Linked DNA regions of Homo sapiens: region 2 is linked to region 1. A link is a contact called in ENCODE Hi-C or POLR2A ChIA-PET data. All regions are on one chromosome and are shown on one strand. Each heading gives the region's core, a stretch centred on a gene start or an enhancer-like site at or near the end of the contact. The rest is flanking DNA. Distances are from core to core; before and after follow the strand shown.

Region 1 (2,893 bases), core at 273-2,772:
TTTAAGAGATAGGATGGCCATTAGGGATCAGGGATGCTAATGAAACATCAACAATGTTACCTTGTAAAATTTTGAACAAATACTACTATTAGATAAAACTTTTAATTTGAAACTAAAAGAAGTGAAGCGTATGTCTGTGTTTTAGATTTGCCTTTTTTGAACAAAAGGTTCATTCAGTCAAACATGAAGTCAACACACTCAGGAAAGTGTCAGGATTTCCAGATTGTGGGTCTTTCTTCTGATTCGAGTTGCATCAGCCACGGTTCTAAGGAGAATTCTACTCCCAAGATCAGCATTCTAGTGGAATCATAAAAGGTCCCACACCACCATCAGTGAACTTAGGATCTCCATGGGGATGTTTACCCAAAACTCAAACTGAAAAATGTAACCTTCCAGCCAGGCACGGTGGCTTACACCTGTAATCCCAGCACTTTGAGAAGCCGAGGCAGATGCATACTTGAGTCCAGGAGTTCAAGACCAGCCTGGGCAACATGGTGAAATCCTGCCTCTACTAAAAATACAAACATTAGCCAGGTGTGGTGGTACACACATAGTCCCAGCTACTCGGGAGGCTGAGGTGGGAGCATCACTTGAGCTCAGGAAGTCGAAGCTGCAGTGAGCTGAGATCATGCCACTGCACTCCAGCCTGGTGATAAAGTGAGACCCTGTCTCTAAAATAGAATAAAATAAAAATAAAAATGTAACCTTCAAATTCCTTCCCATTCTCAAATAGAGATGGAATTTGTCACTCTCAGAATTTACCCTGGTCATTTCTCGGTTCTTGCTGTCTGCCCCAAGACAGACCACACTGATGTGGTTCATACCAGTTCTGCAGTGTTGAGCGACCAACAACATTCTGTGGGTGACGAGATGCCACCTGCTGGCTTTTTTCTTTCTGCATATGTGGATGTTTACACCTGCCCGATCATGCAAGACAGACCACACTGATGTGGTTCATACCAATTCTGCAGTGTTGAGCATCCAACAACATTCCAGACTGTTTCTGGAAGCTGTGGGTGACGAGATGCCAGCTGCTGGCTTTTTTCTTTCTGCATATGTGGATGTTTACACCTGCCTGCCCATGCAACTAGCTCCTCGTGGCATGGCGTGGCCATTGTCTCACTATGATGAGGAGTCACTGAGACATTTTCTGTCTCCAAATATTCTCATCAGTTAACAGTTAAAGAGAGCTGAAGAGCTGACTAAATCTCAACTACTGAGGCCAAAGAAATGTATGACTTATCTATCAATAAAGGACCCTAAGAGGTGGAATCAGGCTTACATCTATGTAAACTCACTGAGAAAGCCGTGTTGTCATTGCTGTTCTTGGTCTGTGCCTGCTTTTATTCAGCATGCCACTTGGTAATGGAAACTTGAAGAAATGATACTACAAATAAGTGATATTGAGGATGACAGTCTGTTCATTTTTAAAGGGCAAAATGGCAAAAAGGATGCATTTGTCCTTTCAGACCTCTTCTCACAATGGACAGCAGGGGGCAGTGCTAATATAGGGAGAGTTTAGCATCAGGTAAACAAGTGGTATCGGCCTTCAAAAGTCAGATGCCTTCGTGAGCCACATAGCCTTTCACATTTGAAATACTCTAACTCACTTTTCCTCCCAAGTGTCATTTATTCATCCTTCACGGCCCAGGTCAAATAGCTTAGACTCTGAGAAGCCATATGGAATCCCCCTGACTGAATTACGCTCCCTCTCTCTTGGCTATGGGTTGCTTATGTGTGTCGCCTTACCATCTCCCCCCAGATTCACATGTTGAAATCCTAACTCCTTAGACGGTGGTATTAGGAGGTGGGGCCTTATGGAAGATGGTTAGGTCATGAGGGCAGAGCCCTCAGGAGTGGGATTAGTGCCCTTACGAAACAGGCTCAAGGGAGCTCATTTGCTCCTCCTACCATGTGAGGACAAACCAAGGAGATGCCATCTGTGAACCAGGAGGCAGGCCCTCACAGACACCACACCTGCCGACGCCTCGATCATGGACTTCCTGCCTCCAGAACTGTGTGAAATTAATTTTTGTTGTTTATAAACCACCCAGGTTATGGTATTTATTATAGCAGCCTGCATGGACTAAGACACTGCCCTTCCACAGTATTGCAAATAAAACTCTATTATAGAAAGTCTGTTGTATACTGGCCAGGCACAGTGGCTCATACCTGTAATCCCAGCACTTTGGGAGGCTGAGGCGGGTGGATCACAAGGTCAGGAGATCAAGACCATCCTGGCTAACATGGTAAAACCCCATCTCTACTAAATACACAAAAATTAGCCAGGCATGGTGGCGGGCACCTGTAGTCCCAGCTACTTGGGAGGCTGAGGCAGGAGAATGGCGTAAACCCGGGAGGCGGAGCTTGCAGTGAGCTGAGATCAAGCCACTGCACTCCAGCCTGGGTGGCAGAGCGAGACTCCGTCTCAAAAAAAAAAAAAAAAAAGGTCTGTTGTATATTGTTGTGTAGCTCTTTTCATTCATGACTTACCAAAGTCCCGAGCACCTACCTGCTAGTTCATCTATGTACTTACTGATAAATGCATATACCCTGAATGTGGCCAGACTACTGCTACTATTTCTACTATTAGTAGCTAACCAGTCACTTTAAAGTACTGATAAAATATCACTGCCCATAATAATGTTTGGCATCCCACTGTTGACACAAAACAGCACTAAGCCACTTCATAGTTTAACTCCAATTAACACATCATTAGCCAGATTAACACAATAGCTTCTAGTGATTAATTTTTTTTCTTTTTGAGATGGAGTCTCACTCTTGCCTAGGCTACAGTGCAGTGGCACGATCTCGGCTCACTGCAACCTCTGCGTCCTCAGTTCAAGCGATCCTCCTGCCTCAGCCTCCCGAGTAGCTGGGATTACAGGCGTAA
Region 2 (2,893 bases), core at 269-2,768, 92 kb after region 1:
TCATTTTATTGCCAGGCATGCTTTCAAGATAGGGGCCAGTTAGCCTGAACTCTAAATTCTGGGACCATTCAGAACCTTCACCCCCAATCTCTAGATCCAACCAAGTTTCAAGTGTAGCTACTTTTCCAGGGGAAAGATAGCATGAAAAGCAGATAAGTGGATCCATACAACACAAGAGACTTCAAAGGACTATTCTAGGGTTCCCAGAGGCCTTCAGTTTTGCTTGTGCTTCAAGAGCTTCTACCTCACAACTTCAAATGTCCAGATAGATCTTTTCATCTATCCGTAGTTCTCTGAGAATGTCACCTTCAGCTGAGGACAAGTTGACAACAAAATTTGCCTTTATTTTATTATTGCTCCTTGGGGGAAATTTCTCACCTTCACTTTTGTTCCCACCTTAATTCCCTTTCAACTGCTTGTAGACTTCTTTTCTCTCTTGTACCTCAGCGTCTTACTTCTCTAAGAACTGCTCCAAGGAGAAACCAAGTAGAGTGCCTTTCGCCCTAGATCCCAAATATATGCTAAACTTTTATGTTGCAAAGCTCAGGACAGAACATTCAACTCTCTTGGGCAACATGAATGAATCTTCTTATCATATTTTTTCTCAACTGTATGGATCTAAAATAGAAAAAAAAAAGGGAGAGAGAAAGGAGGAAGACTGGGACAAAACTACCTTATTCCCTGCTAATTTTTCTGTGTCACTAGTACTGAAAACCCTGCAAAAACTCCCATAGTAGTCCTTGATTTTAAGGATAAAGATAAAGTGAAACCTGTGCTTCATAGGATGGGAAGAAGATAAGCCCTGCTTACAAATATCCCGTGATGATAATGGAACATGAATAGTCAGGCCTGGAGACAGCAGATAAGAAGAAAGAGGTCACCAAAGAGCTGAGCTAAGACTGGGAAATGGTCCCAGAGAATTACACTGCAAAAAGTCTTGACCCCAATTGCTAATAGCAGCTAACCTTTATTGACTGCTTACTTTGTGCCAGATACACTTCTAAGCCCTTTACTTGTAGCAATTACAAACATATGTTTGTTATTATCATCATTATCACCTTTTAATAACAAGGAAACTATGTCATAGAAATATTAAGAAACTTGCCCAGCCAGCATTAGACAACCAGGAATAGACAGATCCAACATCTGGACACATGCCACCAGCTCCGTCCCTGGGCTCCTAACTGCGATGCTAACTGCCAATAGGGTGTTTTGCTATAAAATTGCTATGTTCCTCTGGAAAGAAAACTTCTCTGAGTCTTCACCCTCACAGCCCCACTGTGGTTTCTGCTCAGGTGACTCTGATGCATACAGTCAGTGGGCCACACTTTCAGGAACATTGGCTGGATTTTTGAAACTAGATTATGCTAGCACTGAAATGAATTCATTGACGTTTGTAGAGCTTTGTAGAAACACTTGCTTGACCTACCACAAGTGTATTAAGCAACGTTATTGGTCCACCCTGTGCTACATTGCCCTGCGGCTCACTGTGGGGTGGCAAGGGCAAATACCATGGTTGCTAGGCAACAGATTGGCAAGAATCTAGTTTCAACACATCCAGCTCAGTAAAAAATTTGAGTTTTCTCTCACTGCTCTCTACTTTGACAATTCTCAGCTTCTCATGAAAGGCATTAGGCATTCTTTTCTTTTTTTTAATCTTCAATGACATCATATTTTAATGGAAGTTCACTAAAATGAACAGCTTCTTCCTTTTCTGTTTTATCTGTTATTAATTCTCCTCCCTATCTCTTAAATGTAAAATTAAACATTCCCCACACAAAAGCATAGGCTTATTTCACATCCATTAAAACACTGCATGTTAACATCAAGCTCTAGTTGAGTACACAGTTGCTTATACATTGTGTGTATGTGAAAACTTTTGAGAACTCTGTGAAATAGGTATTACTACCTCATTTTGCAGCCTAGAAAACAGGCTCTGAGTGAATAATGAACTCGCCCAAGTTCACACAGAGCCAGAATTAAGGCTTTGCTATCTTTGACATAATATTCCATGTTCTTACACATTTTATTGTCTCTGATCCTTTGATAAGTTCCTTTATACCACATGCTCACTAGCCTGACTGGATGAGGGTACTTCCACTCCTCACAAGGGAACGTATCCTTCATTTTGGCAAACTATTAACTTTTCTGCCTTAGTTTTTCCATCTTTAAATAGGGATATGAAAAATCCTAATGCTGTGATTCTGAAAATAAATATAGCAATAGTATGAAAACACTTGGAAAACAACTACTGGAGAGCATTGTCTTTATCTGAATCTGCTTAAGTGGCTTAAAATGAACATCCATAACCATAAAAAATATCTAAACACTTCCGTGATAAAACAAGCACCACTCCCACAAGGGGTTTGAGGAGGAGAGGGGGGCAATTAAAGTGATCTAGAAATAGGATGCAAACTTCCTAAGCAAAACTTCTATAACGAAGCTTTTATTTTAATATACACAAAGGGATCATATAAAGTTGGAAGAAAGCTCAGCATACTAATTAAAACCAAGCTCTTGGTTCAGTCTCTCTTAACAAAAGGAGATGAGGGAGCAAAGAATTGAGAACAATACAGTGGCTCAAGAGGGAACAAAGGTCTAGGGACCACTTCAGCTGAATGGCTGAGAGAAATACTGACAAAGTACTAAGGTAGCAAGTTACTCTGACAACAAAGCCCTCTCTGATTTCTGAAAACCAATGCTGCTGCGGGAGTAGAATAATGATAAGTGAGGAGACTTCATCCAAGTCTCATTTTGATCATGGCATAAAACTCTTGGGGACTTAGGAGGTATGATAACATTGAAAGAACAGAAGCAGGCTGGGTGCAATGGCTTATACCAGTAATCCCAGCACTTTGGGAAGCCAAGGCAAGAGGATCACTTGATCTCAGGA

The links. Hi-C counts contacts between places; a loop is a spot of excess contacts on that map. ChIA-PET counts read pairs that join two places held with the same protein, here RNA polymerase II (POLR2A). Pooled maps may share reads with other maps.
Region 2: a loop to region 1 is called in a map of GM23248, with 1.9 times the contacts of the local background. The contact joins two enhancer-like sites. A Hi-C loop is called at or near these places in 5 of 168 maps with a recorded cell type or tissue (CD4-positive, alpha-beta memory T cell, GM23248, OCI-LY7 and 2 more), 17 of 37 single-sample maps with no recorded cell type and 19 of 50 pooled maps. POLR2A ChIA-PET finds 5 or more read pairs at or near these places in 17 of 52 experiments (CD4-positive, alpha-beta T cell, CD4-positive, alpha-beta memory T cell, OCI-LY7 and 9 more).

Annotation. Positions count from the first base shown.
Region 1 is chr2:225,000,845-225,003,737 of GRCh38, reverse strand. The region is part of intron 1 of DOCK10 (dedicator of cytokinesis 10); the gene reads left to right. Among named protein-coding and RNA genes, the nearest start is that of MIR4439, 8.2 kb to the left of the region's middle. Within about 2 kb of position 1,522, at least 6 of the 41 ENCODE cell types and tissues checked have a DNase peak (open chromatin) inside an H3K27ac peak, as active enhancers do.
Region 2 is chr2:224,908,721-224,911,613 of GRCh38, reverse strand. All of the region lies in intron 3 of DOCK10 (dedicator of cytokinesis 10), which reads left to right. Among named protein-coding and RNA genes, the nearest start is that of MIR4439, 100 kb to the left of the region's middle. Within about 2 kb of position 1,518, at least 19 of the 41 ENCODE cell types and tissues checked have a DNase peak (open chromatin) inside an H3K27ac peak, as active enhancers do.